3 separate regions of the Mus musculus genome follow, and regions 1 and 2 are each linked to region 3. A link is a loop called in an ENCODE intact Hi-C map of the cell type or tissue named here. Cell type or tissue: heart. All regions are shown on one strand. Links, peaks and the distances in the headings refer to the core of each region. The heading gives the core; the rest is flanking DNA. Region 1 overlaps Rasgrf2 (RAS protein-specific guanine nucleotide-releasing factor 2). Region 2 overlaps Dhfr (dihydrofolate reductase). Region 3 holds the start of Fam151b (family with sequence similarity 151, member B).

Region 1 (10,836 bases), core at 3,327-8,326, 580 kb before region 3:
AAACCCACCCAGCTTCTTTTCTCTAACTCATCTGCCCTACCATATTCAACTTTCAACACACACTAGATCACACTGCCTGGAATTAACACACTTACTCAATTCCACAGAGGGGCATGCATCTCCTTAGCCTGGGACACTGTGCTCCCTCCCCAGGTGGATTCCCATTTATCTTTCTGGCATTGATTGCATTCTTTCTGGGAGCCCTTAATTGCCACAGTGGGTTGAGAGCTTTTCTGTTGTGCTCCATGGAGCACATAACTCACTATTATCATAATATAGTGTGGCATACTTTAAAGATTAGTACGGCTGCCTGGTTTTCTACGGCATCATGAGTAATATCAGAAATAAGCACATGGTAACTTAAAAATATTTGTTGTATGAATAAAATGTGTTATTTTATTTTTGTGAATAAAGATAAGCTAAAGCTATTAATATCAGTGTGCTTATGTGTGAATCTACATACATATGCTAAAGGATAAAAAAATAAATGATACTCAAAAACTAATGTGTCCATGCCACAGACAAGAGAAACGTTAGGAAGAATTTGTGAGATTACTGATACAAAGAGGGAGGTATGGATAGATGGATGGATGGATAGACGGATGGATGGATGGATGGATGGATGGATGGATGGATGGATGGATAGACGGATGGATGGATGGATGGATGGATGGATGGATGGATAGACGGATGGATGGGTGGATGGATAGACGGATGGATGGGGGGATGGATGGAGTGGTGGTTTGAATATGCGTAGTTCAGGGAGTAGTACTATTAGGAGGTGTGACCTTGTTGGAATAGGTGCGACCTTGTCAGACCAAGCGTCACTATCAGGATGGGCTTTGAGAAACTCTTCCTAGCTACCTGGAAGATATTAGTCTTCTCCTGCTTGTCTTCAGAACAAGTTATAAAATTTTAGCTCCTCCAGCACCATGCTTGCCTGGATGATGTGTTTCTGGCCATGATGACAATGGACTGAACCTCAGAACCAGTAGGCCAGCCCCAGTTAAATGTCCTTTATAAGAGTTGCCTTTGTTATGGTGACTCTTTACAGCAATGGAAATACTAACTAAGATAGTAAATGGATGGGTGAGTGGGTAGACGGATAGTTGGCTGGCTGGCTGGCTGGCTGGCTGGAGAAATAGGTGAGTGGGTGGATGGATAGATGGTGGATGGATAGGTAGGTGGATGGGTGGCTGGATGGGTGGGTGAGTGGAGGAATGGTTGAGTGGGTGGGTAGATGGATGCTGGATGGGTAGATAGGTTTACAATAATAGATGAATGCATATGTAAGTGAGTTGAAGTCTGAACTTTCTTTTATAGAACAACTGGAACTTGGAAGTTAGAGGAACAATTAAATCACCATTTTCAACCAAATCAGTCATAATTGACTCAGCTAAGAGTCATGAATGGATGCTGAAGTGGTGGAATGTGGGGACTGGTGAGCAGTATTGAGTCTCTTAGTGACCTTAGTGGGAGAGGAAGAGCCTAGTCCTGCAGTGACCTGATGTTGGAGGACACTGGGAGGGGGTGATATCTAGAAGGGGTCTTCTCAAAAGAGAAGGGGAGGGAGGAGAGGGGGAAGGCTCTGCATGAAGGGGTAATGAGAGGAGATGGGGCTTATATTGGGATGTAAAATGTAAAGTAAATAGAAACAAAAGAATGAATTAAACATTAATTTTCTTAAAATGTAAATGTCATGAAAGACAAGACAAAACAAAACAATGAATATTTCCATAAATATAAAGAAAACCAAATGAACAACAGCCCAGGGCCTGGATTAGAGCTGGGACAAGGATGATTCACTGTGACTACTGACTAGATGGCCTGTGGCCTGCAGGACTCCACACTAGATGGAGCACTGTACTGATGATAAGCTGTTCTGGGAAAACAAAGCAACTCAGGGTAGAGGTGACTGCTATCAAGCCCAAAGATTTGGGATGGTTCCCTGGGCCTTACAGGGTAGAAATAGAGAAGCAAATGGCTGTCTGGCTTTCACACAAGCATGTGCGCGTGCGCGTGCACACACACACACACACACACACACACACACACACACACACACACACACACACAAGGTTTTCCTTAGATGTGATCATGTTGCTATTGGCTTGCTCTTAGATAGTAAGGGGTGGGGAAGAATCCACTGACAGAGGATTCCAGCTATGGGACACTGAACTGCTATATTCTAGTGTGTTTCCATTGATTTGAAGACTTTCAAGGTAAAATGCCAGGGGACAAGCAGAATAAAGATGTGAATCTGTGATTTTTGCACCCTTTTATGAAGGAAATTTTGGCATACCATCTCCTGGCAGCATGCTGGGACTCTCAGGTCTTCAGAATGAGCTAGCACTACCAGGTCTACACAGGAGGCCCTTGCTCTCCTAGGCTACTACTCTGTGTGTACAGGCAAGAATGGTTACCTACAAGAATCTGTTACAGTTATTATAGCACATTCCATTATAATACTTGTATTGTTATATTATTAGCTGTATTCTCCATTCTAATAATTACATTTTAACATTAAACAAAATGATTTTGAGGAATTAACCTTCGGAATCATTTTAAATGGTTGGAGACCAACACTGCTAATGGCAATTAGATAAAAAGAAAACAGTAAAATTTTACTACATATAGCAAATTAGGGCCAAAATGTCCATAATTTTATCAGTTCTAGACAGTTTAAAAATCTAACTTACTTTGAATTGAGTGTTGGAGCATCTCTGTTCCATGGCAAAAGGAACAGGAAGCTATTCTCAGAACGTCGCTTTGACTGTTTGCTAGCAGTGTTACCGCTTGGAAAACACCAGCCACTGGGGCCTGAGGGCAGTACAGATGGAACCTGTTCTACTTAGCTTTTATTTCAACCTGACATAAGCTGGAGTCATCTGAAAGAACCTCAACAGGGACACTACATGCATAAAATCAGGCTGTAGGTAACCCTGTAGGGCATTTTTAAAATTAGTGATATAGAAGGCCCAGTAAACAGGGTGGTGCCTCTCTCGGCTGGTGGTCCTGGGCTCTACAAGAAAGCAAGCTGAGCAAGCTGTGAGGAGCAAGCTAGTAAGAAGCACTCCTTCATGGCCTCTGTATCAGCTCCTGCCTCTAGGTTTCTGCCCTATTTGGGTTCCTGTCCTGACTTCCTTTGATGATGAACTGTGGTGTGGAAGTGTAACCCTTTCCTTGCTTTTGGTCATGGTGTTTCATCATAGCAATGGTAACCCTAAACTAAGACAATATCTATCTTACTAATATTAAATCAGGTTTCCATAAAATGCCACCTATCCAACAGATCTTCATTAAACGGTGTGTGTGGATAGCCTAGTTATATCTTGCTGCTGTTTTTTTTTCTTCATCCACTCCCCACCCCCATCTCAAGGTAGAGGTGTTTATATTTTAAAACAATTAATGACCGTGTTTGTTTCAGTCTCTGTGAACTACCAAAGGAGCTCACAACCATCAGGATTCTATTTCCTTAATGAATATTTGATATATATTAGTGAGTCTCCATGTAGCTGTGTTGAGACTCTAATGATGCAAATAATCTGATTACGGTAAGCAGCACGATTGCTGTGAAGGACACCAGCCTTCTGCTCAGGCCTTGCTGAGAGCTAATTAGTGATTAGTTAGAATCTTTGAGCAGCTGCTGGGCTACATCCTGGGCTGAACAGGAGCTGTTCTGAAGCCACAGGGTGGCAAATGTGAAAGGTCTCCTAGACTCACGGCTTCATAAGATGATGAGGATAAGTGAGAGGTCAGGGTTCAGCCCTAAATAAGTCATTGGTGAGGGTTCAGTTCTAAATAAACCATTGATATAGCTCACAGAACACTGCAGAGAAGGGGACAGAAAGAATGTAGGAGCTGGAAAAGAGGGAGAAAGGCAGTGAAGCCCCAACCTCTAGACACAACACACCCAGTATAATCACAAACTCAGCAGCTGCAATGACTTGCCCTGAGCCAGCACAACACACGCTTGTTTCAACAGAGTCATGGATGGGCAGGGATTGTGGTTGGCTCATGGACCCCACCCCTTCCGAACCACAGGCAGTATGGGCTTCAGGATGGGGAGGAGGGACTACTGTCTTTAGTTATGTACCCTCTGGTGAGACCACTAGACACCAGTGGATAGTTCCAATACTAAGGCCACACAGAAGGTCCTAGCAGAGCCCTGAGGAACACAAAACAGATGAACAAGAGAATAGAAAAGAGATTTGTAGGGAACAGGACATGGGAAAGGAAGGGAGGCAGATGAGAGAATTCTAAATACATTACATCCATGCATGAAACTGTCAAAGAACAAAATGAACGAACATGTCTTGTACAAGAAAAACTCATTTAAAAATTTTACTAGTTAGCAAAAAATCATATAAACAAATATATAATTATTGAGCTACTGGTAAGAGGTAAAATAAATCTAACATTCTTCAATAAAAATATTTTTCAATGTAATTTTACCTTTCTGAACTTTGGGGAGGCTGGCCTGAGCACCCTTTTAAAAGATGATGTGAAAATTTTGCTGATGGCTGTCTGAAGCATGGTGCATGGTTATTTCTGAATATTTGTTCTCATGCAACATGGCTGACATAATCATATTCTCAGATCCTTCACACAAATAGTGACTTTTGTGTTTGCTGTTACTGCCTGGGATTTTTTTTTTTTTTTTTTTGCCATGAAGAATCCTATGAATTCAGTTCTTCCTCACCAGCTAGGCTGTGGAGGAAGCAGGAAACAGGGGACAAGGGGCAAGTTCTTGGCATCCCTTGTAATGCATAAGCTGCTGAAGCTGGGAAGGGACCATCACATGAGCAAGACACAGAATTTTCATCTGACTCCGGTTACCTGTGCTGCTCAAACTTCTGGGTGCACAGTAGTCACTGGGGTTGGGATGGTGGACACTTATCGTCTGGTCCAGATGTTTGGAAAGGCAAGGAGACTGAATTGTTGTTTCAGATTTGTTTTATTTTATATGTATGCGTGTTTTGCCTGAACATATGTATGTGCACCATGCATGTGTCTAGTAATCACTAGATCTCCTAGAACTAGAGTCACTAATGGTTGTGACCCACCAAGGCAGATGCTGGGAGCCCAAACCTGGCCCTCTGTAAGAGCAGGAAGTGTTCTTAACTACTGAATTATATCTTCATCTCCAAGATTCTGCTTATAACAAACTCTGCAGTGACAAAGTTTCAGGATCAAGACATTACACTACTTTTGTTTTACCTTTAAAGCCGAAACCTTTGATGAACTCACAGGATACCATGCTATTCACAAATGAATGTAAAAATACACAATTGGTCATTGAAAAGTTTTGTTTTTAAAAGTATAGAATGTTCTTTCTAATGAAAAAGAAATATAAATCAGGAAGGGAAGGCATTTCCCCCTATTTAAATCCAGAGAGAGGATATTTATAAGTCTGGCTGATTGCGTTGCATCATAGAAAATAATTTTGGCTGCATTTCACGAGCCTCGTCTCAGTGAAGCTCATTGTCCACAAGATGGCACTGCTGGGCCACCACACTATTGGGAGGTACCAGCGCTGGATCTGTCCAGTTGTCTGGTGAACAGCAGGGGAGCAGGACCTGAGACCAGAGGAAGTCTCTGAGCCTATTTCCGAAGTCATTATTTCCACAGGATCTCCATGTCCCTCTGCTTCAAATGAATGAATCACGGGCACTGAGACAGAAACATTAGGGGGTTGAAAAGAAAAGAGGAAAAAGGAAAAACTAAGAAGAAAAATGAGGGCCCCAGGAAATATGGAGTGCCACATTTCAATCTGTCTCTTATTCTTTTGACAACAACTGTCGAGAAAGTCAATATGCAGGTGCTGGGGAAGGCAGAGCACCTGTATGGGCAGGTGGATGGGCAGATGGGCTGATGGAGGAAACAGTAGCTAAAGACACCTAGAGCACAGACTTGAGAAGGTGATGGGGAACAGAAGGGACCGGGTGATGTTCTGCTGAGACTTAGAGCAGCAGTGGAGGCTGAGACAATCTAAGCACAGCAAAGAGGCAGAAGCCAGAGAGAGCGGGTTAAAAGTCTCTAGGTGGGACTGCGCACAATGGACACTTACTCACAGTGATTGCCAAGAGAAGAACCAGGGAGATGAGGCTGACAATGACTGCCTCGGGCTTGGTGCCAGCTCACCCCATGCTAGGTGTGAGTACCATTTCAAGTGAGCAAAGTACAGAGCCTCAGATGTACAGAGCCTCTCATTCAAACTTCAAGAGGCAGCAAAAAGCAGACCCTGATCTGGACTCCTATAGTGCTGGCCACTACAGTCCTTCAGAAGGGAACAACTATGGACCCACTACTAGTAAGACTGGCTTGGGGATATGTGGAACCATGAAAGGCAGCCTGGCTTCTGGTTGAGCTAGGTTTGAAACCCTGGTGACCCCACAGGTGACCCTGCAAGGGATGGTAGGTGTTTTGCCACGCTCCTCGATGCCAGGCCCCTAACATGAGGCAGCAGCTCTCCATAGGCCTGTGGCCATCAGTCACGTAAGGGCAACGTCCCAAGCCCCTCCACAGGTAGAAAACCACAGGTCATGTAGCCTCACCACAGATCTCCATTTTAATGAGGTACCTAAAGTTCTGAAGGGCTTATCCAGTAAACTTCCCTTCCCAGACATTCCTCCCTACAAAAGGTATTTAACCTCGGGCCTGTCCTGAGAAGGTGGGGTACAGTTTTACTTATCACAACTCTCTGCCATAACAATAAATGTCTTAAAGCCATGGACTGTCTCTTTTCGTCAGGATCCTCTGTGGGGAGCAATGGAACAGGCCTTCATCTAAAGAGCCGAATGCTAATCTCTCACAGACAGTCTCTCAGCTCTCCCAACCATGGCTTCCACCAAGCCAAGCCAAGGACTCTCTCCTCTATGTGGGACCCAGCCAGAGCTCTCCTCCCCACTTTTCCTTAGGCCCTGGCTGGATCCAGCCCATGGGCCCTCACTCCATTCTCAGCTCTTCCGATGAGTCCAGCGGCGCCTAAGTGCCCAAGAGCTTGAGAACCAGATGGCCCTGGTCTCTCGGCAGGCCTGGGGACCTGCTAGCCAGCTCTGGCAGTCCCTGGGACCTCAGATTGCATTTTCCTATCCCCAGAGCTGTGTCCCATGGCTTCCCATAGTCTGATGCTTGCCTGACGCCGGTGTGGGGTCTGTGCAGTCAAAACCTTTAACCCACAGGGATAGCAGCCTATAATGTGAATGCTGCTCGAGTTTGGAACTGTTTTTCACTTGTACTTCAGATCCTGGTTCCAGTCTGAACAAAGTAGTTTGCATTAGTAAGATTTAACCACACAACAGAAAAGTAATCCATAAATTAGGCCTAATCACACAAGACTGTAATCTCAGCTACTGTGGAGCTGAGGCAGGGGGATTGGAAATTCAAGGTCAGCCTTAGCTATCGAGTGAATTCAAGGCCAACTTGGGTAACTTAGACCCTCCCTGCCCCCCCCCCCCACACACACACACAAACACACACTTCAAAATAGAAAATAAAACAGGGATGGAATATATGGAGCTCAGTGGAAGAGCATTGGTCCAGAATGTTCCAAGGCCCTTGGTACTATCCCAACTTCTGGAGAAAAGAGAGGAAGACAATAAAGTCTGTGAATAGATAAGCCCCAGCATGGTCACTAACCTATACTGGTAGCTTGAGCAGTCATTCTTTCCAGAGAGCAGGGTAAGAGTCAAGGAAAGCTACAAGTGGCCAAGGCGACCCCAGGACACTGGAGAAATCTAAATCAGTAAGGATAATCCAAGGAGACAGAGAATTGTGACAGTAATCAGCAGTGTAGTCTAGCAGTGGCCAGAGATTTTAAAAGTGGGGACCATACAGATCAGATCAGATCAGCAGAAACAAGTTTAAAACCGTGAACAAAGGTCCATAAAGCCGGTGTGTAGGATGTGTTGGGTTCTAAACCTAGAGACGGGGACTCAGGTTGACATTAAAAAAAATGAAAAGTATTCATTGACTTTCTACCTTCTTGAACTACACAGGGAAGACTTTACATTGTGCTGCAGAAGAAGATGCTGCATAATCTCCCCGCGATACAGGCTTGGGATGATTCTCTGCAGTCCTCATCACAATGAAGTAAAGGTCGCACTCCTTTAAGCCAACCATGCTTTCCACTCTGTGTCCATCTCATGGCCTGTGGGGCCCGTACTGTGAACAGGGCCTAACACAGCATCACAAACTCATTAAAAATATTATGAGTTGTTGTTTGAGACTTGATCTTAAACATGAACTTGCAGATGTCAGTATTGTTTTGCAATGTGTCATTGTGACCATCAGTCATCAAGTGTCAAAAGGAAGACATGTTTGGTAGAAGTTTAAAATTGAAAGCCAACTTTAGGAGGGGCTGCCCTGGCTAAAAGCTGGTATGGGAGCCCTTGAAAGAGACCTGCTCACCTTGCCCCACTCCTTTTACTCTCTGGCTTGCCCATGTTCATATCTCTAGGCTGCACTGACTCTGTATCAGCTCCTCCCTCTGTAGACACTGTAAAGCACAAGGAATTTCAAGTTTCCCATTACCCAACTACAAAGGAATGTAGCAGCCTCTTCCTTTGCATAATGGGTGCAAAGTACTCATGGGAAAACACAAGGAAGGACAAGAAGTTTGAAAGTAGACCCTGCAAAGCAATAGCATAGTATCTCTACATTTCCCAATATATGTTCAATGCTTAGTAGTCACTCCTTAACTATGAGAGTTCTTGAAACTACAAAGAGGATCAGGATGAAGGAAACCTATGCTAAACTATTTCCTAGAAGCCTACAGGCTAGGTATTAAGCTCTAGGCACAATTAACCCTCAGCCTCTCAGCACACTGCCTTGTTCCTGGCTGGCCCTTAGATCCTCAGCACACTGCCTTGTTCCTGGCTGGCCCTTAGATCCTCAGCACACTGCCTTGTTCCTGGCTGGCCCTCAGACCCTCAGCACACTGCCTTGTTCCTGACTGGCCCATACATATCTCTTGACTGAATGAGCACAAGTCCACTAGAGGACAGGAGGTGGTTAACCACCTAAATCTGAAACTGATGATATGGGAAACCAGTTCAGCAGATGTGAAGTGGGAGGTACTAGGAGAAGGCAGAGTACAAAATGCAGATGTATATTAAAATGAAAATGCTGGTTAGAGGCCAATGGTGGTAGTGACACCGAGCCACTGGAAAGTGCTGCCTAGGAAAACATTCCTTCAGCCACTTTCTGATGAAGGACTCTGAGTTTGCGACTTATGAAAAGTTAGCCTCTAGTCCTCAACAGCTGAACTTATTAGAATTTGGAAATACTGCTTGCTCCTTAACCCTGAAATTAGATAGTTCCCAAGCTTTTCTCTTTAAGCCAAGAAAAAGAAAAAAAAAAACCCATCCTGGTTAAAAACAAGCATGAGGGAGAGAGGTTTGGACAGATTTTTTCCAGAGGCAGTGCTTTCTATTAGGGTTCTAGAAAGGTGGCTAATGTAAAAGGATCAGACAAAAACAAAGACGGGAGAGAGACAATCTACAAGGGTCTGATACACACTGCATTTAATTCCAGCATTTATATCTTCTAGTTGAACAATGTCAACTGTTGCTGCAATGATCCTTGAGCTTACATCTAATCTAAACCTTAGAAAAGCACCAGGAGACGATGTGGTCCATCCATGTAAAAAGGCAAAGAATTGGAGACAACTCGTTTCTGCCCCACGGGGGAGACACTCAGTCCATAGGAAGCATTGTTGATGTTAATCCAAGGGAAGACTTGATGCAGAGACTCAGAGTTCAAGTTACTGGTATCTGGGAGCAGAGTTGGGGAAAGAAACACAGAAAAAGGGCAGCAGGTAGTAGGAGCCAGAGGCTGAGGGAGCCAGGGGCTGTATGAGTGTGAGGTTGGCTCCTGATGTCCTCAGGATGCTCTGCAGTGGTGAGAGCCCTGGTCCAAGTGAAACAAGGACCGATGACATCATAGCACATATCTGGCCATCATTCTTCTGATGAGGATATGGCTGTACCTCACAGTCCTCAGTCATGCTTTCGAGGTCCAAGGGTGATTGTGAGAGAAGAAAGAAGCTAAAGAGGAGTAGGAAGCCTTACTCCCACAATACCTTGTCTTAGTTACAGTTTTACTGCTGTGAACAGACTCCATGACCGAGGCAACTCCTATAAAGGATGATTAATTGGGGCTATCTTACAGATTCAGAGGTTCAGTCCATTATCATCAAGTTGGGAGCATGGCAGCATCCCGGCAGATGTTGGGGCTGGAGGAGCTGAGAGTTCCACCTCGTGTTCCAAAGGCAGCTTGAAGACTGGCTTCCAGGCAGCTAGGATGAAAGTCTTAAAGCCCACACCCACAGTGACACACTTCCTCCAACAAGGTACACCTACTCCAATAAGGCCACACCTCCAAATAGTACCACTCCCTGGGCCAAGCATATTCAAACCACCACACAAAAAGCAACATCAGAATATAATCACAAGAGTCTATCAGAGCAGTCAGATTTAATGTGCTAATTCTTAGTGATTTCTTAGACGATAAGAAATTGACTTCACCTTCACTTTTCATTGCCAAAAGGCTCTTAGGGGTTCTGTGGGAAACTGACTTTTAGTACTTTAGTAGAAGTCATAGTGACAAAAGAGAAGAGAAAGCGTGGCCCTCCAAGGACATTGGTGTATTAACTGCCTACTTTAGTTCACAATGGCTAATGGGTCCCATTATAAATGCCTCATCACTACTAAGAGAAACCTGGTGAGCTTGAGGGGACTTTAAAGGACAAATGTAGAGATGGAGAGAGAACTAGGGGAATGTGGCAAGTATTAAACTAGGATTTTTCAATAAGAAAACTTGATTGCCTATTCA
Region 2 (10,836 bases), core at 187-5,186, 130 kb before region 3:
AGTAATTAAGTCATGAGAATTATGTTTGCTTGAAGCAAGATTTACATGGTAGAGGTATGAGTAGAAAGTCTCCCCTGGGAATCTGGGATCTCTGTTTCTTGCTAGAAATTTTTGTGCGATTCCCAGATTTTATTAAACATCCTCTTAGAATACTCTATGTTTGAAATTTTGTTAGCAAGTGCATATAGCTCGAATATAACTGGGCAGAATCGGCAGCAAAATTTAGCACTTTGAATAGAGACCTGAGCCGGTATTTAGAATTGTTACTGAAAGACAGAAGACTTGAGTAAATGGAGAAAAATGCAGGGGAGAAGAGGCTAAAAATAATTTAAATCTGTTGGCTTTAGGAAGACACGGTGGGATGAAGGCTGTGGTCTTCAGTGAGGCAGTCTGGGTGACTGACTTTAAAAGAATGGGGAGTGGTGTGCAATAATTATAAGGCAGTTTCCCATTACTTGTGATTGTAAGGACATTCGCTGTAATTCTTCCTAACAGACATGTTTGCTTATTGCTTATCATTGTAGGAGAGGAGGGCAGAGCTGATGGGAAAAAGAAGTCAGCAGTGTAGATGTTGAACATTAGTAGAGAACATAGTAGGTCACTGTGTAGACAGGTTGACAAATGCCATCTTGGGGGCGTGGCACAAAACATGCACACAAGCCACCTATTCATGTTCTCTACTGAGTAGCCTGGCGTTGGGATTAATGAGTCTGATGGCCAGCTGTGCTGCTCTTTCTACGATGACTCCTCAGTTCTTAGAGGGCACACTGTGAGCAATCTCAGCACAGCAAGATTTGTTACACATCAGCTGCACCTCCAGCTCCTTGCCATTGTGGACCAGAAAGTTCTAGAGCCGCTAGGCAGCATGTGCTTGGCTTTCTTGTTGTTCCTGTAACCAATGTTGGTCATCAGGATCTGGCCCTTGAATCTTCTCTGTACCCCGCTGTCAGTGCCTCTGGGTTTCCAGTTTCCCTTAATTTTCACGTATCAGTCTGACTGGTGTCTGATGAACTTCTTGGTCCTCTTTTTGATGATCTTGGGCTTCACCAGAGGCCGGCGAACAGCCATGATGCAGCAAAACAGATGGCAGCCACCTTGTAGGCAGTGCCAAAGAAGAGCTGCAGATGCCATCTTAACACAGTCTACTCTGAGTTCAAATCCTACTACCCGAATAAAAAGCTGGACACAGTGGCACATTTGTAATACCAGCATTAGGGAGGCACAGACAGAAAGATCTCTGGGGCTTGCTCTGTAGCCAATTTGTGGGCTCCAGGTTCAGTGAGAAAACTTGTCTCAAGAAGATAGATAAAGACACCCAGTCACACTGCCTGGCCTGTGCATATGGGTTACACAAAAATATAAAAGCTTTATATTTTTACCCAGTTTATGTTGGTTGTATCCATTTACCTTCTCACTCCCCCTGAGTCCCCTTCTCCTTCCCTAAGTCATGTTCTACTTGTTATTAATAACCCTGTGTGTGGCCATTGACTAGGATGTGAGCAATCTACAATCAGTCCAGACCAGAAGATGGGCTCTCCATCTCCCAGCAGCCATCAACACCAATACCTACTGGAGGGGCCTCAGGAACCCTCCTCCATACTTGAATTTTGCCTGGCTTGATCTTGTGCAGGAGCCAGATGAGAACTGATGCATACATATGTGAGCCCTGTCGTGGCCGAAAGTCAGCCTTTCACAGCTCTCTTCCCCTTCTACCAACTCTTACATGTTTTCTGCCCCTGTCTTCTGCAAAGGTCCCTGACCTCTGAATATAGATAGGTAGAGATGATCTTAAATATACATAGAGATAGGTATTATTTCTCTGGGATAGATGAATCAGAGACAAGTAGTTTAAGATGGTGAACACATTCAATCTCAAGAATTCCAGGATTAGAACCTGTTCTCCACTTTAGACACTAATAAAGCATGTAAGGATATCAAGTGAATTACAAAATCCAGTCAACCTGAGCCCTGTGGACTGAAATTATGCATGGTTGCAATGGATTAAAACCTAAGTAAAAGATATGAACTGCATGAGCCAAACTGAAAAATTGAACTATATTTAGTTAATGAGAACTAAATCTGAATTTTAGGTAAAGCTGTTTGTCTTAATTTTTCTAAAGGATGCCCACTAGATGTCACTATGACAATCGTCTTGCCTATGTATGTCACTGACAATATATGTGTATTTTCTGATAATCTTTTCTGCTTGGTATTATAGGTAAACAGAATCTGGTGATTATGGGTAGGAAAACCTGGTTCTCCATTCCTGAGAAGAATCGACCTTTAAAGGACAGAATTAATATAGTTCTCAGTAGAGAACTCAAGTAAGTGTTATAACATGAGCTCATTACAAGAAAAGTGATCTGTTTCCCAGGGCACAAATCAGTACATAACAGGATAAGGCAGAATGAACACCTGTGTGTGTGTGTGCGTGTGTGTGTGCGTGCACGAGTATGTAGGCAGGTACGCATGCATGTATCCATGCAAACAAACCTGAATGTTGCTCTTCTGTGTCCTTCCTGAGGGTCTGTCCACCTTGTTTTGTTGAGATGGGGTCTCTCGCTGGGGTCTGTATTCACCTATTAGTCTGGGTTAACTGACCAGTAAGTAAGATCCAGGAATCCTGTCTCTGCTGATCCACAGAGAGAATTATGGGTGCATAACACCAAGCCAGTCATCGTTTTTGAACCAGGTGCTGGGGATCAAACTTGGGTCCTCATACTTGCACAACAGATACTTTACAGTGTTATCCTCCCAGTGCCTTATAAATGACTCACTCACTGTCCAAACCAGTTGGTACTGTCAGAACTTACCCAACATACTTAAGAGACTTAGACGCTATCATCTGCTTAAGCCACTGAACCACACTACCTACTACAACAATAGAAACTGAGTGGCCACTTACACTATGGGGCAACTTAATTCTGTTCCTTTAAGTGCTTGATTTTATCACCTTAAGAATTAGAAAAAAATATGGAAACAGTTCTGCAGGTTCCTTTAAACCATTTTTCTATAGACCTAGCTCTCAGTTATAAGATTTATAACTGGTTTCTCGTTTCACAATCTAAAAGTGCCTATGTTTTTAGTTTCAGCGAATTGAAGTGGCTATCCCATTTTTGGAATCAATTCTAGACACAGTAAAATATGAAGGACTTGCAGAGACTGGTCATGGTCATGTACTCTATTGTCTCTAGTTAGTTACAATACCCAGATACTGTGTGTTCTTTGTACAGTGTCAGAGGTGAAGTAGTTCAGTGTATTAAAATGGCCCAGGAATCTTCAGGAGAAAGAGTGTCTGCAGTTGGTTTCTGCCAAGACATTTCATTTCCTCCAAAGTAACATTTGACTAGATGATTCCTTCTCTGTGACTGGAAATGTCCTAAGAACCTGAGGTGGTTGGGCTGAAGAAATAGCTCAGCAGTTTAAGAACACTAGCTGCTCTTCTAGAGGATCTGAGTTGGATTGCCAACACCCATGTGGCAGCTCACAACTGGCTCTAACTCCAATCCTAGATGGTACAGTGCCTTCTTCTGGCTTCCAAGGCTCCATGCTTTCATGCACATGGTGCACAGACACTCATGTAAGTGTTATAGACAAACACACAAAAGGTTAATGAAACTAACTTTTTTTTAAAAGGGACTGGAGGTGGTAGGGTACGTAAATAAGATTAGCTAGAAGTCAAATCTGGTCCTTTGACCTTGACCATGACTTTGAAATTGTTGTTGCTACTAGTCTTTACTTAATAAAATAACTTCCTGGATCTCAAAGGAGTTTTAGTTTGGATTTTTTTGATCAGCAGATGACAACAATCTAAGGGAAAGTTAGGACTCAGGATATTGACTATTCTTCCTTAACTTAATCCGTAGTCATCAGCAATGATGCACCATGTTAGAGGACCAGGCACTGCTTGTTTGAACTGCAGTCAAGAATGTCACTCCCACGTGTTTTATTCAGGACCCACCCAGAGAAGCACCCAGAGAAGCTATAGTTATATAAGAGCTTCATTGTAGGGGGTTGGCTTTCACGAATGGGAGGTGCAGTTACATGAATCCAAAACTGTGGAGAGCACACATCAGGGAGAGCAAGCTAGAACTTTCCAGGGGTGCTCTGGTCACTCTGGGAAGTCTGAGCTCTACCCTGAAGGCCTTTCGGTGGTTTAAACCAAAGTCCTCATAGATGTCACCACATCTGCAAGACAAGCATCGGAATGAGAAGTTAGAGCAGCCCTGGGAGGAAGAGAAAGCTCTCCCCATAGCTGCATGCTAAGAGATTCTTATGTAGGGTTCCTCCCACATGCCTCCTACAATGGCATAGGTTAAAAATTAGAAGAAAATACAAACATTTGCATTGGTTGCCTCTGCTGATGGGGACTATGTGATGTGCCTCTCACCATCTGCCTCCATCTTCATGCTGCTCCCTTTCTTGGTTGCTAGGATATTCTGGTGATCTCTCGCCTTGAAAAAAGTCTGCATTCATGGGCTATATTGCTATTCCCCAGGGCTTTTTAATAACATATTCTTGAATACTACTCAAATTTATTTATGGCCAGCTTGAGCTAAAATAAACATTAACAAATCTCAGTGGGGGAGATGTTCAGTTGAACCAGCATTTCTCCTCAAATGATGAGTCTAATTTTTTCTTTATGACCCCCCTATGGTGTATGTAATTGGATTTTGTTGTTTTCTGTGTCAACATTATAATCTTGACTGAAGTGCTTTGGTTTGGGGGTTTTGTTTTGGTTTTTATTTTCAAGTATGCTGGAGAAGTTGAAATATCATTTAGAGATGTTATTAGGGTTCATTTTTTTTAATTTCAATCTCTGGGTTCTCCACTTGGTTGTCACTTTACCTCTGTTCATAGCTGGGACCAGGCACCGCCAGGTCCTGTATCACAAGAACAGCTTTACCCATGGCAATCACTATCGCTTATGCAGGCTTTTACTAGAACTTGGGTTTTAGCCTCTAACTCCAGAGGGGGAGATTCTGAATCCTCAAGGTAACCCCCAAAGTCACTAAGGCATGGAGAGGAGAGTGCCTGCAAGCTTTCTAGGCAGTCAAGTTGTAACTTTAATAGAACTGACATGGGGCTAACAAAGCCTGCTGACAGGGCAAGACCGTGGTAATGGTCGCATGACTCGGAGCACACCAGAAGTCACCTTTTAACCCTAGAAGGATACATTGATTTACTTGGAGGAGGGCTGAAGTTTTTAGTAGGGGAGGACATAGTACCACACACCCATAATTCCATCACTTAAAAGGCTTTGCCATGAAAGCTCTTAAGATTGATGCTATGCTGGGCTATAGAGTTAGACAGTCACAAAAAATAACTGTGTATGTGTGAAGTGGGGGGGGGGGGGGGCTTGGTACCCAAAAATTAAAAACGTTTTGAATCAGTGCTATATTCCAGAAATTATGTTTAGAGATCTCAGTTGCCTCCATGATGTAACATATCATACACACACACACACACACACACACACACAAACACAGTACAAATTGTCTAGCACACTGCAAATCATCTTTATAAAAGCTCTTCTAAGTTTCATGGTGTAATGATTCTTTCTAGTTATGACATTCTCCTCTTCGTAAAGCCTTTCCCTCTGATCCACATATATCGCCCGTTCAGGGCTAAGCTCTGGCTCCAGGCAGCTTTGGGATGTAGGCAGGTCCTGAGTGGAGCTTGCTGAACCTCAACTGTATTACCCACTAAATGAGATCAATAAAGCCGCTCTTAGGATGATTTTTTCAGGATTCATTGGATTCTGCATGTTAAGTGTCTCACTCACGAAAGGTACCTATTATGGTTTGCATTTTCAATGTCCCCAGAAATCTGTTCTAGTTGATGGACTTGTGGGAGTGGGGTGGGGGTAATTGAATCATGAGGACTGAAACTAACTTTATCAACTTACTGATAACTTTACAACTGAAGGAATATTAGGAGCTGGTGCCTGACTGGGGGAGATGGATCATTTAGAGCCTAGCTTTGGAAGGGGATCCATTCCAAAGGGGTGTCTCATTGCTCTACCACATGTTTCCTGACGTGGTTATCTCAGGACAAAGTAGCCGGCCAAACTAGATCTCTCCAGCCTTAAGCTGATTGGCTCAAGTTTCTTATCACAGTCAGAAGAAAGAACCCAGCACAGTACTTAGCAGATACCAGTCCTAACCTTACTGCCTTGTAGCTTATAGAAAATATTAATATTAGGGGCTGGAGGAGGAGCATGCATAAAGGTCCTGGGTTTGAGCCCTAGCACCATAAAAATGAACAGTAATGGTATTGATTTCTTCATAGTACATAAACTTTTTGCCTTTTTTTTTTTAAGATTTATTTTATTTATTTCACGTATGTGGGTACACTGTTGCTGTCCTCAGACACATCAGAAGAGGGCATCAGATCCCATTACAGATGGTTGTGAGCCACCATGTGGTTGCTGAGAATTGAACTCAGGACATCTGGAAGAGTAGTCAGTGCTCTTAACTGCTGAGCCATCTCTCCAGCCCAACTTTTTGCCTTCTAACATTAATGGGATCACAGTGAATAAACTCATGATCTCACTTTTTACCTTAGTAGATCACTTTTTTTTTTTCACTTCTTGAATACTAAGAATTAAATGAATCTCTCTACCTAAATCAACGTGTACCCTCTCCTTTAGTCTAGGTGACTAGAGACTGCACTACTGTCTTATTAGTATTTTGAACCTCACCTTAAGTTACTTTTTTCCTACCCTCAACTTTCTCTGAGTTTTCATGTGTTAAATTACTTCACTGTAGCCTGCAGTGATCTCTAAGGAAGCGTGCTGGGTCTGTGCTTTGGGGCATGGTTCTCCCGTGTTGACACTCAGTGGCAGAGTCAGGCACTATCATTGCCCCACCACAGATTATCACCACGTATCTTCACCTCTGCACAGCTTCCTATTCTGGTTTCATGCTTTTTGGCCTCTGTCTCATTACCATCCCATCGCAATAGGTAAAAGGACTTTTTAAACCTTTATTGCCAACCTAGAAGCTGAGAACTCTTTACAGAATAAGTGGTCTTTGGGTGTCCTAAAAATAAGACCATCCTAATGACTCAACTCTGTATATCAGAAGTTAGGAAATATTGTATATTTCCCTACTTGGACTATTAGAAACTAAGTTACTATCTAGTAGCTACATGGGAGACTGGTTCTACTAAATGGACTAATGAGTTACACATTGTAAACATTGTTTCAAGATTGAACATCTACTTACACATCGTAATTCTAGTTAAGAAACAGAATACCAGCCATGTCCACACAATTCTTGACACAGAATTCATATAACCGCCCCTTTTCTTTCAAGTTCACAGCAACAATTTATCTTGGGTTCGGTTGATTTGGGTTGGTGTTTTAAATAAACTAGAGTTTATTCACATTTCACCAGGCCTCCCATTGCTGTTCTTTATTATTCTAGGATCTAATTCGGTATCAAACAGGTTGTTTCTCTTCAGTTTCTCCCAACCTATTACAAGACTGTTATTTAATTACAATTAATTGAGGTTCATTTTCTTCTGAAAACTTGCCTTGAGAGTTACTATGACCAAGAAAATATCCTAAAATAAAGAGCCAGAGTGATCTAAAGATAGAAAAGAGCCGTTCATTAAATGAAGCACTGGCTATGATAACCTGGATAGGTCAATTGTTATTTAAGACCTGTGCATAAGAGCATCAATCAACAGTTACTTGAAAGCTGGAAAAGCCCAAGGTACCAGGAAGACATGAGAGCCACTCTGCTTTGGAGAAATCATGGAGGAATTGTTTTGGAAGTAAGGGACTTGAGTTTGTTCACTCTTTACACAGGATAAATTTCATACTAATTGAGTATGCAAAGGTTACTGGAAGGCACTACATTTTCTACATGAACCTTTTTTTAAATTAGGAGCATAAAAGTTGTTTAGCTGTGAGTGACTTTAAATCAGACTCCAGATCCTGAAGAACATGTCAGGAAAAAGTAGTAGAGAAAGAAAATCCTCTGTAGACCTGGGACGCTCTCTTGCTCTTGGGAGCTCTGGGTTACACGTTAAGTTCAGGACTTCGTCGGTGATTTCTTCTTATTCTCCTGTGTGTACTCGGCATCAAACCCAGGACCTCAGGCGTAGCAAGCACATTCCTGTCCCTGTAGAGAGCATATTGCTCTCAGCTTTAGACTATGTCAGTTCCTTAATCAGCATTCCAGTCACCATAGATGATTTATGAACCAGATCATCTTCTCCATGACTCTTAAATCTTTCCTCCCTCTAGTTCCTGTTCTGTCCTTGAACACCACCGTATCCAGTCTTGTCCCTAAAGTTACCCTGATAACCTTTTGTGATAGCTCAGCTCATTTAACTTACTTCGGTCCCCGCTGTTTTGTTTTGTTTTTCCACTGTAAGTCTAAATATATTTTTGCTCTATCCTAATTCCCTTACGTATGACAAAGAGTGAGAAAAGTAAAATAGAAACCAAGAAGAGAGGGAGAATGCCACCAGGAAAATGAATAGTCCCCATTAGTCCTTGATTAATCATTGTTACGACTACCAGTTCAAGGCGATTATGTAAGTAATCCTTTTAAAGCACCAGCTAAGAGTTGACATTGAATTAGTAATTTCTGTTCTGTATCTAATCACTATAAAAGCCTGGTTGTATAAGTTTCTTCATTTATAAAGGGAACTGCAACTCCCCTCACCATCAAATATGAGATCTGAAATTGATCTAGTCAGCATAATTAGTGAGTTTACTTAACATTTTCCTTGCCGAGTATTAGTTATATAACTGGTAACAAGCTCATTTTCAAGCACTCTCTCTCCTTTCCATATTGTTCAAAATATGACTTCTTTTTCCCACATACATTAACAATCTGAATGCTGCTTCAGGTGTTCAAAATCGTGTGGATATTCTCTGTCTAATATTTAATCAGGTCAGTATCCAAACTGACAGAACTATTCACGAAGCATCTACTTAGCCACTGTGTGGGTTCTGCCATTAAACATCTGCACAGCCACTGTGTGGATTCTGCCATTAAACATCTGCACAGCCACTGTGTGGATTCTGCCATTAAACATCTGCACAGCCACTGTGTGGATTCTGCCATTAAACATCTGCACAGCCACTGTGTGGATTCTGCCATTAAACATCTGCACAGCCACTGTGTGGGTTCTGCCATTAAACATCTGCACAGCCACTGTGTGGGTTCTGCCATTAAACATCTGCACAGCCACTGTGTGGGTTCTGCCATTAAACATCTGCACAGCCACTGTGTGGGTTCTGCCATTAAACATCTGCACAGCCACTGTGTGGGTTCTGCCATTAAACATCTGCACAGCCACTGTGTGGATTCTGCCATTAAACATCTGCACAGCCACTGTGTGGATTCTACCATTAAACATCTGCACAGTCATCATGCGTACTCTTCCATTAAACAGCTGCACAGACAACGTGTGGACTCTGCCATTAATTTTACTGTGCTGCTTTGTCACCGTCACCACTTTGGTTGCTGCTGTTTGTCCACACATTTCAAAATAAAGGGGAGAACGAGTCCATTTCCCTATGTGTTATTAACTAGAATCCCGTGTTGCTCTAGCTTGTGGTAGGTGTTAATACAGCAAGATGCACGTGAGCTGAGTGTTGACAAAGATTACCCATGGAACCCTATTAAGCTTCCAGGGAGTTCCTTCCTTTCCACCCTGACCACCTCCCCACCACAGCAGAGACAGCTACGGTTGAGGTTGTTTTCCACTACAGAAACAGTGGGGTGTCACATATGGTTTTATGTTTTGATTTGCAAGTACTATTCAGGCATGAAATGTAGAATGCATGTTGGACACTGGCCATACATTCCAAGTACTTTGAGTTGAAAGAATTAGTTTTCATAGTTTGTACTAGCTGCTGCCAATTCGGATTATTTGACTAGTGTGGACAGACTTTTACAAAAACCATAAGTCTTTTTTTTTTTGAACCTCAGAGAACCACCACGAGGAGCTCATTTTCTTGCCAAAAGTTTGGATGATGCCTTAAGACTTATTGAACAACCGGAATTGGCAAGTAAAGTAGACATGGTTTGGATAGTCGGAGGCAGTTCTGTTTACCAGGTAAGTAGAGTTATGTATAAATAGAAAGAATTACCCTTCTCTACTTGCCACCATGCACATGGAAACAGGACATTGTCCTGACTGTAAACTACACAGGTGCCAAAGGGAAATATTTGACACTCATGCACAATAAATATTAAGGTAAATGTAAGATCTATAATTTATACCAGTCATACTTATAAATAGAAGTTACTTATATGTTAATGTATAAGACCTTGTATTACATTATGATGGTGCATCATACTTCATGTACCTTAGGCAGATTCACCCTCCCACCCACTCCCACCAACTTCAATGCCTTATTTTTAAGTCTATTTTTAAACTGGCAAATAATCAGATAATCTGAAACATGTATTTGTGGAGTGGCTAAATTGAGATATATCACCTTAAAATCAACTCCCAGCAATTTGAAGAGCACAGTAAGTAAGACCTTGTTCCTAACCACAGTCGCCATGCAGTGCAGTAGAGCCCAGATCTTACACTTCCTGTGTAACTGGAGTCTTGTGTTCTTTAGCCAAGCTCTTCCCACATGCGAGTCATTTTCAATTCAAAATACTAGTTATTTTCAGTTTAAGAATCAGTCTGATTTCTTGAGCATAGTGCTTATCTTATATGGTATGGCTTTCAGCTCCCTGGAGATTTCCTGGGTGTGCTGCTGTGCCTTTGCCTCCAGGATAAATGCCATGCTGAGAAGAGCATGACTCTGTCAGCACAGGCAGACGGTGGAAACTTTACCTCTGCGACCTCTCTGCA
Region 3 (10,836 bases), core at 3,738-8,737:
AGGCAGGAGGATCACAAGTTTGAGGCTAGCCTGGATTACATAGTGTTTTAAAAATAAAATAAAATGAAATAAAATAAGAAGACAATTTTTGTAGCAGCCACTTACTCTTCAGCGCCTCGTTCATCTGAGACTTGTGGTTGGCTGCGTGGGACCAGAGGATCTCAGCGCCGTCTTCTGCCGTGATCTGGTTGTTCCTCAGAAAATATTTCAGTATATTTTCACTCCAGGATCCTAAAACAACAATGTTTACGTTGCTTTTGATGGGAGATGTTTTTAAGGTAGATAACATGATCCTGTGAGATACAATGGCAAGACATAGTTTCTATCCTGAGGTAAATAAGCATACCCATCATCTCGTAGATAACCATTTTAAGTGTGTGTGTGTGTGTGTGTTTATGTGTGTGTGTATGTGTGTGTGCGCGCGTGTGTGTGTGTGTACATCTGCATGAAGAGCAGCTAAAATCTCATTAGCATAAGTTTTATAAACATTTTCATTACCCATCATCTTCATGGTGCACATTCCATCTCTAGATTCACTCATCCCACATATCTGCTCTGTATCCTTTGACCAACACTTCCTTGTCTCTTCGATGAATAGCCAATGCTGCTATGTCTACTTCTATATAGTCAAAAATGTTCAAGTTTTACAGGTAATGAGATAATGCAATATTTTTTTCCTGTGGCTGGCTTATTTCACTAAGCACAATAATATTAATTTAGGTTCTTATATGTAGCTACCAGCAACGGCTTTGTTAGAGTGCAATGTTATTCTACTGACAACACATAACATATCTTCTTTATCCATTAGTCTGTCATTGTAGTCTTGGGTGGCTTCCATGTCTTGGCTATTATGAATGTTTACAGACACTCATTTACAAGGTAGTGGTTTTCTTCCCATGGGTTTGTGCCCAGAAAGGGAAATGCAGGATTATAGGGTTAAAAATGTTTTTTTTATATAAAGGGGCAAAAGATATAATGAGGGAGGAAAAAAAAACCCAAGCAATTGAGCTAGAAAACATAGACTTGTGAAAGAGAACAGGTAGTATGATGTGTACGTACAACCATGCATCATGCTATAATTAGTAGCCATACAGTGTGGTCTGGAGATCAGAGAAGAAAGAGGATGAAGGAGAGTACAGAATTGCTAAAAATTAGACACTCAAGAGCAGAAATTCTAGACTGTGAACTCCAAGAACCGAGGTCCTCTGCATAGAGCCACAGTGGTATGAAAACCCTGAGGGCAGTTCCCTCTCCTCCACATTGTGTCTACCTGTGGGGAGCCGCCCTCACATTCGCCGTTACAAGATGGCGCTGACATCCTGTGTTCTAAGTGGTAAACAAATAATCTGCACATGTGCCAAGGGTAGTTCTCCACCCCATGTGCTCTGCCTTCCCCGTGATGACAACTCGGCCGATGGGCTGCAGCCAATCAGGGAGTGACACGTCCTAGGCAGAGGATAATTCTCCTTAAAAGGGACGGGTTTCGCCACTCTTGCTCTCTTGCACTCTTGCTCTTGCTCTCTTGCTCCTGAAGATGTAAGCAATAGAGCTCTTGCTCTCTTGCTCTCTGGCTCCTAAAGATGTAAGCAATAAAGCGCTTGCACTCTTGCTCTCTTGCGCTCTTGCGCTCTGGCTCCTAAAGATGTAAGCAATAGAGCTCTTGCTCTCTTGCTCTCTGGCTCCTGAAGATGTAAGCAATAAAGCTTTGCCGCAGAAGATTCCGGTTTGTTGCGTTCTTCCTGGCCGGTCGCGAACGCGTGTAAGATCTACCCTCACACCGTGACGCTCTGGGCAGCATTCACAGGCTCAGCTGGCACATACAAATACAAGCAATGCATACATCCGCCAGTGGCTTATGCCTTACCAGGTTTCTCTAGGTCTTGTTATTCAGCGCTAACCTCCTTGTGTGCCAAATATTCTGCCAACTGTTAGCTTATATCTGCCTAGCAACAGTTAAAAGCCTAAAAAAAAAATGCTATCACACATTGCCAATAAAATATTAGGAAAAGGAGGGAGTTTGAGAGATGGCTCTGTGGTTAACAGCACTGACTGCTCTTTCCGAGGACCCAGGTTTGATTCCCAGCACCATCATGGATGCTCACAACCTTCTGTGAGGTCCAGTTCCAGGGAATCAACTCCCTCTTCTAGCCTCCACAGGCACTGCATGCCTGTGACGTACAGACTGACATGAAAACAAACACTCACATGTATAAAAGTATATAAATTTTTAAATATATATTTATATATTGCAATAATTAATCTTTGGTCAGAAAATAGCACTTCTTTCATTTTGAACTACCTCAGTTCATTTTGATTCAAGTTTTATAAACATGGCATTATTTTCTGTGTCTGGGTGCTTTGTCCACCATGTCTGTGCCTATTGCCTGCAGATACCAGAATACAGCACTGGATTCTGGAACTGGAGTCACGGACAGCTGTGAGCTACTAAATGGGTGCTGGGAACTAAATTCAGGTCTTCTGCAAGTGGTTGTAAAACCACTGAGCAATCTTTCAAGTCCCAGCATGTTGGTAGTTTACATACCAAATTATAAACCATTCCTTTAGTCAGGAAATAGTGGGTCAATAAAGACAATGTCTGACATCTTTAGCAAGCACTCTCCATAAAGGAAAGAGAGATGGCTGAACACTGCCCCCAGCAGTGCCTGCTCCAGCATGAGGCCCTGTTCATGTATGCAAAAATATGCATGGCCATATTTAAATATTCAATTCAGTCATTCTAGAAGGCACATTAATTCTCAGTAGTGACAAGTACCAAGTAAGAAAACAATCAAATCATAGTATACATTCATGATTTTTTTTTTAAAATCATAATGGTTGTGGCTTTGGACACTAAAATCACACATCTCAGCGGCTCAGGATAGGTTATAAGTTCAAAACCAGCCTAGACTACACAACAGGATGTAAGTAAGATCCTACCTAAAATAAGGTTAGGAGGGACAGATAGACAGAGACCAAATGACCTAGAAAATTGGTCCTTCTTTCCTGGCACATAGGTTGTTGGAACAAACCTAGGCATTCATAAACAGTGCACGTTAGGTTTTGCCGTGGCGCCTTTCAGCTGTCTTTACACTGCATTCAGAGTGTAAAGAGTGTAAAGAGACCTTACACAAATAGTAATACACAATAATGCAGGATTTTTATGCATGCCAAATACATTTTTCTTAGGTAAACTGCTCTTCTGTACTTAGTGAATTATAATGGAGTTATGTCCAGGTAAGCTAATTGTTGGGTTAAAATAGCCTAACTCAAAATACATTCAACATACCTACAAAGCATCACAGCTCAGCTTAGTGTACTTTAAAATGTTTGGAACATATAAAGTAGGTAATTTATGGCTCATTGCAATGACCAAGGCAACTTATAAAAGGAAGCATTTAACTGGGGGCTTGCTTACAGTTTCAGAGAGTGAATTCATGGTTGTCATAGCAGGGAGAAGGTAGGCAGGCATGGGGCTAGAGACTTAGCTAAGGACTTAGATCTTATTTAAAGTTTAAGCCAAGGCAGGGGTTCGGGCCTGTCATGGGGTTTTTGAAACTTCAACGCTTGCTCCCAATGGCACACCTCCTCAAATAAGGCCAGGCCTCTCAATCCTTCCCAAAATAGTTCTACCAACTACAGACCAAGCACTCACTGGAACTTAGAAGCCCATGGGGGGCCATTCCTATTCAAACCACCACAAAGAACATCTGCCCTTTGATTGAGAAATTCTAGTTCTATGGATTTATTCCATAGACAAACTCATTTGGGAGAATATATTCCATTCAAGAAACATAATGGGGCTGGTGAGATGGCTCAGTGTGTAAGAGCACCCGACTGCTCTTCCGAAGGTCCAGAGTTCAAATCCCAGCAACCACATGGTGGCTCACAACCATCCGTAACGAGATCTGACTCCCTCTTCTGGAGTGTCTGAAGACAGCTACAGTGTACTTACATATAATAAATAAATCTTAAAAAAAAAAAAAGAGAATGTTTAAAAAAAAAAAAAAAAGAAACATAATGCATTGCCTGTAATAGCAGGAGTAAAACTTCAAATGCTTGTTAACACTACATAGGGTCCATTCTATGGCCCTTAAAATGAACAAGACAGCTCTCTAGGTACAGTAGAATTTCAGAGACAGAAGTGAAGAAAGCATTAGAGCAATGGAGCCCCTACAGAAGGAGGGGTAATGGGGACCTGTCCATGTATTACACAGGAAGGAAGAAACTAAGGCTGCTAGTCAGACGCCTTCAGCATCTTTGTGAACTTGCGTCTTTTTTTTTTTTTAAATTTCAAGAAAGCGAGGGCACAAGATATTTTACGGAACTTAAGGTTGCTAATCAGAAATAAAAGGACATTTATATGAGTGTATACATTTTAATAACAAGGTCCTTATAAGTCTACAGGGAGAAAGGCCAGTAAAAGTTGAGGTGATATAGTGAGAAGAACTCAATCAATTATTTCTGACTTGAAAGGTGCAGGAAGAGACCCTGTGAGCCAAGGGGCCAGAAAGGCAAGAACACTGTCATCCACACCTCCTGGAGAAGAGCATCCCTGTTAGCACAGTGCTCTTAGGCCTTTGAGATTTGATTCAGACGAGGGAATTGAAAACAGCTGCAGGGTGGGGCGGTGTCTCCTGTCAGAATGCCCCCTTGCGTGTTAGATGTCCTTAAGCCACAGTTATGTTGTTTCCTTTGCATAAGAAACATCTAAAGCACCAGCGCTTTTCTCTACACTTGTTCACTAAGGAAGGGCGCGCATCTTCCAAAGAGCCAGTGCCATTGTATTACAGTGTGGTATGGCTGTGTGAGCATGTGCATGAGGAGACCAGAGGACAGTCACAGATGTCATTCTTGTGTTTTGAGAGAGGGAGGCTTGCTAACCTGGAGCTTACCAAGAAGACAACTCTGAGTGGTGTGCTATCTCCTTCCATGGATCCATCTGTTCCCATCCCCCCCAGTGCCCTCCTGTACCAGGGTCCCTGGTTTTCACACAGGCTGTGTGGATGGAACTCTTGTCCTCATGCCTGCAAGGCAAGAAGCTTTGCAAATGAGCTCTTTCTCCAGCCCTGCCAATGTGATTTTGACACCTACCTCTCCCTCTTTTGTGGGCCTCGTGGGAAGAAATACCTAAGAAATTGATATTGAATTGATCTACTATGGGTTGGGAGGGGAAAAGTCTCACCTTACCCAATAAATATGCACCATAAACATTTACAGAAACTTTCTTAAAATTCACAGTACAAAACCAGAGGGAGGCCCCCAACCTTGAGAGAGTCCACTCTATTCCTTCTTTGACGTTTGATAAATATAAGAACAAATAAAAAGAGTGTGAAGTTGAAGAGAGGTTTGGTAAGATCTGGGGGAGAGGGAAAGATAAATTGATCAAAATACATTGTTTAAAATCTTCAAAGGTTTTATGCAAAATAAAGAAATATTTAATGTTTATGTGTGTGTTAAAAAGCAGAGACGGAGAGATGGCTCAGAGGTTAAGAGCACCAACTGCTCTTCAAATTTGAAGGTCCTGAGTTCAAATCCCAGCAACCACATGGTGGCTCACAACCATTCGTAATGAAATCTGATGCTCTCTTCTGGGGTGTCTGAAGACAGCTACAGTGTACTTACATTTAATAAATGAAAAATCTTAAAAAAAAATAAAATAAAGAAGGTAGAGGGCTGAAGAGATGGCCTAGCAGTTAAGGGCACTGACTGCTCTTCCAGGGGTCCTGAGGTCACTTCCCCAGCAACCACATGGTGGCTCTCAACCATCTGTAATGGAATCCGATGCCCTCTTGTGGCGTGTCTCAAGACAGCTGCAGTGTACTCATACAAATAAAACAAAACAAACAAACAAAAAGTGAAAGGTTAAAAAAAAAAGATAATGTGGTATGTATGTAAGACCTTTTTGGAAGGATCCACCCACGAATGTGTAGCAGAAATTTGAGGGGGAAATGGGCTAATGATTGGGAAGGACTAGAGACCTTACTGAACCATTTTGAACTTTTAATATCAAAAATGAATTTTCCTTTTGTATCTAAACAATCGATTTACCCTAAATTGTTTCTACCTTTGTCACACGGAGATACTCTTCGGCCTCAGTTAAATCAGCCACCACTTGAACACCCCGCAGACACTGGCATTTACAACTCAATAACAAAACAGGAAAAAGAGTAGGCGGTACCCTGCCCGCTGAACCCTCCACACTTACCCGGGCCCCCTGCACATGCTGCCATGGTGACAGACAGACGCAGCGATCTGCGCAGGTGCACAAGGTTGGCAGTCTCCTGGTTGTCTTCCTGGCGGAAGCCAGATGACCTGACCGGAACCTCTGCGCCAGTGATGTAAAAGGTGCGCATGCGCACTGGAACTGCTAGGCTTGGGGCAGGGAGAGAAGCGGGGATAGTGGGAAGAGAGGAGGTGGGTCGCGGGGAGAGGATTGCGGGGCACATTTCCCATAGTGCAGTGGTCCAGTTCTGGTGTGGAGCTACTCATTCTAGGGTACAGCGGGCTGCAAAGCTAGAATACATTACCTGACAGCACAAACGGAAGTGGTTCTCGCCCAACCCTTCAGAGAGTAAAATTTTTAAGTCACTCTGACTTGAGTGGCAATTTTGGCCTCAACCGGGTCTCCAAAGTCTCTGGATTTCCTCCAGCTCAGCCAGAAAATATAGCCCCATTGCTTTATGGTCTTTGGTTTTCTACCTGTATCTTCACATTTAAACTTACTTCTTTACAAACAGCATAAACCACACACCTCTCACCTCAAGAGTTTATTCCTGAACCAAGTATGAGTGATAATCGTTCTAGAACACGAAACCAGTTGCCCCAGACATATTGCATAGTTTAGTAGTGTTTTTCGCTGTTTAAGAAAGTTATATATCCTGGAAAATTTCAAATACTTTTGTGGAAACATCAGGCATGCAGTTTACAGCAAACTGAGTGCACGTTTCCGTTCCTATCCGACGGTTCTTGGGTTTCAGGCTGGTACTGTGTTAACACATTCCAAAAGTTTCACCTAGTCACAAGGACATGAGGTCAAGTAAGCAATGCAATTAAGGGAGCTAAACACAGCACAAGAAGATGCTGCTAGAGCTTCAACATTCCAACACCCTCACCCTGGAAGTTCTAACCACCAGCCTTGTTAGTAATGAAATTGCTATTATCAAAGTACTCCTACGAATACAGGCAAGATTTCTAATGGATTTTTGTTCCTTTCTGCAATTAGGATGCTTTTTACCAATCGCGGAGTAAAAAACGTTCAGACAGAAGCAATGGAACCTACTTACACTCCATAACCCAGGTAATTAATATAGTATGACTACACAATGCTACACTGTAAGTAAGAAATGTCACTATGAACACGGTGTGGATGACCCTGGAAAAGTTAAAAACTATGAGTCGTTGCGTATGTAAAGGAAATCACTGTCAGGTAGGCAGCTGTGCCCTGTGCTCACTGCAATGTTAACTCCTAAAAGCAAGACACAAAACCAACCTAAGATCCACCAGTAGATGAATAGATAAAATGTAGCAAGGCCCATCATGAAGTTCAGGGTTCATATAGGAGACCCTGTTATTTGCAACAAGGATGAACTGTCAGATGTTGGGTGAAGGAGGACAGGCCCAGGAAGACCAAGGCTGCATGATTTCACTTCTATCACTGACCTAAGAATGCTGACCTGGACAAAAACTGATGATGGTGGTTGCTGGTGCTGAAGGGCAGAGTTGGCAGAGGAAAGGGAGATAGTGGGGCGATGTAAGATGTCAGGACACATTTCAGGTGGGAGAAACAGATTCAAGTGTTCTCTCACACAGCACAATAATTACAGCAATTCCAATGTCTTGTGCACTTTAAGAAACAGAGAGGAATAAGATCACTGCTGCTACTACCTCCAATTCATGGGATGGCACACACGATAAAGATGACTACCTGTTGAAGATATGTGGTGGAAGAACAGGGTAGATCCGTGCAGGTGGGATCTGCACAGCATTTAGGATTATAAAGGTCCTACTGCTTCTGTCTGGACATTTTTTACTCAGCCATTGGTAAAAAGCATCTTAATTGCAGAAAGGAACAAAAAATTAACACGCTAAATTTTCATGTTTCTTTTTGCTGAACTGTACACACAAGTCAAACATTTCAAAGCCACTCAACAAAATATCAAACCTAGAATAAGTAAGCAGTTTCTGTTTTATTTCAAGAAAGTCTTTTATCACTTGAATCATATCAAAATTATTCTATTAAACTTCTAGGGGCTGGAGAGATGGCTCAGTGGTTAAGAGCACTGGCTGCTTGTTCTTCCAGAGGTCCTGAGTTCAATTCCCAGCAACCACATAGCGGCTCACAACCATGTAATGGGATCAGATGGCCTCTTCTGGTGTGTCTGAAGATGGCTACTGTGTATTCATATAAATGAAATAAATCTTTAAAAAAAAGAAAGAAAGAAACTTCCATGAAACAACACAGAAACCTAGGTTGTCAGGAACCTACACAACTGTCAAAGTAAGACTTTTATTATTCAATCATAAGCGTTCTTGGTGTTTCAGACTTGAGGCCAAATGCCCACTGTGCTACAAGCTCCTCCTGAGGCAGACACGGGCATCCTCCAGTCAGTAACCCATACTCACTCAAGAGTCATTTCTCCACTGCAGCAGTTAAAATGTCCCTGTATGTTAACTCTCTGTTCCACACATCCAAAATGAAGGAACTTACAATTCAACTGATGAAACCTGATAATGGTCCTTTTTTATATGTAGCAAACACAGGCACATGGCTTGTTCAATAGATGCATAAAGCAAGATTACAGTTCACCTCATATTTCAAAATGCAGAGAAACTGAGTTGCATTGTCTTAAGGGCTGGAGAGATGGCTCAGAGGTTAAGAGCACTGACTGTTCTTCTGAAGGTCCTGAGTTCAAATCCCAGCAACCACATAGTGGCTCACAACCACCTGTAATGAGATCTGGTGCCCTCTTCTGGTGTGTTCAAAGACAGCTACAGTGTACTTACGTGTGATATTAAATAAATCTTTAAAAAAAAAAAGTCGTCTTAAGACCATAAACAGATCATTGTAGATTGACTACAAAGAGCCAACCAATTTCTTTACTAAAATTTCAAATTAAGTCCAATGTGAAGAAAAACTATGATAAAGCAAGTGTCTGCATTCAAAAAAACCCATCTCCAAAGAATGCTGTAAAATGTGCCTCTAACATCTTAGACTAGGATTCCAATTTTTACTGTTTGTAGACACTATGAAAACAAATTCAAAGTTATTTTACCACAGAAGACCCTTCCACTATTTGGTAAGTTCAATATTCATAAACTGTACAGTTATACTTCACAGTATACAATATACTGAAAAAGAAACAAATTATGTAAACAAAATGAGCCTGATATGTAATCATCTTTATATTACATCATTTCGACGTTGCCGTTTTATTTACTACCTGTAACATTTCACATTACTTGTGGACATTCTCCTCAAATATGTGTCTGGCTGGTCCAAGTGTGATTTGGAGGAGAATCACGTGCCTGGATCTATAAGGTGCAATGCTTTATAAATAATCCTTCTTACACAGAGTTATTTAGTGTGACTTCCTGATAGATACAATGAGTGTTTTTAATACAAAAATATATTTCACATAATAAAAAGGCATCAAAACAATGATTACATTTTATATAAGTTAAATGACAGTTTTTTCTTTTCTGTTGTCTGAATTAAACTAGAAAGCTCTATCACAACCTTTAACTTTTTGTTAAGTTAAATATTCCATTATAAAAAATAACTAGCATAGAAAGAATTTAAAATATGCAAAAGTAGTAAGTTTGTTGAAATTTACACTTCATACATTGATATCAATCAAGAAATTACTAAGGACTAACATGAAAGTAAAAGAAACCTGCTTTAGGCTTCAGTTATTGCTACCTGATGACTATTTCATAGGCCATCTGGCCTGTCGTCATCTCAAGAGTGTTAAATACAGTGGTGTACTTTGTAAGGAAGGAGAAAAAGAATGCACTGTGATACAAAAATATTATCTATTTATATATTAGCAAAGATTTATAAAACACATTCCAAATCATATGTTGCTATGGAAACAACAGACTTAAATAGAGAAGCATAAAGTCCTAAAGCACCCGCAATTATTTTAATCAGAAAAAATGATATATTTATATGTGTGTATATATATATATAGATACATGAAATTTGAGAAGAAATAAAGGCAAAATTCTAAATTTAATCAAACAGTTTGTATGTAATCATGGAGGTAGGTCTTCATTCCATTTATACAAATAAGTTATCAGCTTTATTCAAAGAATTATAAGTCTAGAATCTTGAAACTGGTCTTCCTTACTGAGATACATTTTTAAACAGACTTCAAAACCAGTGTTCTCACTAGCATCCACACAACGCAGGTCTCTCCTTCATTCTCGTCATCTATGAGGAGTAGGGCTAAGCGCAGATGCTTTGGCTTAACAGTTAAGGTACACAGTAAATACTGTAAATTGTAAGTTAGAAATATTTCCTCTTAGTTCTTATAATAAGCATAAAGCTATAAAAATGATGATTCCTTAAATTTTTAGGAACTTAAATACTGTGCTAATGATTTTTAAAAATCATTCCTACCTAAAAAGCAAAATTATATATTTCAATTATCAAACATTTAGTGTTGGTGGCATTTCCGTTTTAGTGCTGGGATTCGTTTTAACCGATCAGTTTGCAAGATACAGCACAGTACACGGTTTCACTCAGAAAGGTTTTCTAGAATGAAAAATGCTAACTCTATTTCTAGTGGCAGACTAGAGTTGGAGGTCCCGCCGTGGATCACAGGGATCAGGGCA

What was found. Peaks named below come from ENCODE experiments on the same cell type or tissue, not always from the same donor. Only the 100,000 strongest peaks of a DNase experiment are listed, where the experiment ranks them.
Region 1: a loop joins it to region 3, with 11 times the contacts of the local background. A loop is called at or near these places in 25 of 42 quality-filtered maps.
Region 2: it touches region 3 in a loop (7-fold over the local background); 24 of 42 quality-filtered maps call a loop at or near these places.

Annotation. Positions count from the first base shown.
Region 1 is chr13:91,902,908-91,913,743 of GRCm38, forward strand. All of the region lies in intron 19 of Rasgrf2 (RAS protein-specific guanine nucleotide-releasing factor 2), which reads right to left. Among named protein-coding and RNA genes, the nearest start is that of Gm46435, 16 kb to the right of the region's middle. In heart, for the core only: a CTCF peak has its summit at 5,493 (motif pointing right); a DNase peak (open chromatin) is centred at 5,514; H3K27ac peaks cover 856 bases.
Region 2 is chr13:92,355,709-92,366,544 of GRCm38, forward strand. It overlaps Dhfr (dihydrofolate reductase), which reads left to right. Exons shown (of 6, transcript NM_010049.3): 3 at 2,219-2,324; 4 at 9,957-10,083. It also overlaps the pseudogene Gm19308. Among named protein-coding and RNA genes, the nearest start is that of Msh3, 6.1 kb to the left of the region's middle. In heart, for the core only: a CTCF peak has its summit at 2,129 (motif pointing right); no DNase peak of the experiment used is centred there; H3K4me3 peaks cover 636 bases; H3K27ac peaks cover 83 bases.
Region 3 is chr13:92,477,723-92,488,558 of GRCm38, forward strand. It overlaps Fam151b (family with sequence similarity 151, member B), which reads right to left and starts at 6,309. Exons shown (of 6, transcript NM_001163627.1): 1 at 6,206-6,309; 2 at 106-231. The coding sequence starts at 6,230. It overlaps Gm52060 (a long non-coding RNA gene), which reads left to right and starts at 6,351. Exons shown (of 3, transcript XR_003950692.1): 1 at 6,351-6,414; 2 at 7,223-7,297. It overlaps Zfyve16 (zinc finger, FYVE domain containing 16), which reads right to left. Exons shown (of 18, transcript NM_173392.4): 18 at 10,027-10,836. The coding sequence ends at 10,740. In heart, for the core only: a CTCF peak has its summit at 5,802 (motif pointing left); DNase peaks (open chromatin) are centred at 5,789 and 6,299; H3K4me3 peaks cover 1,274 bases; H3K27ac peaks cover 930 bases.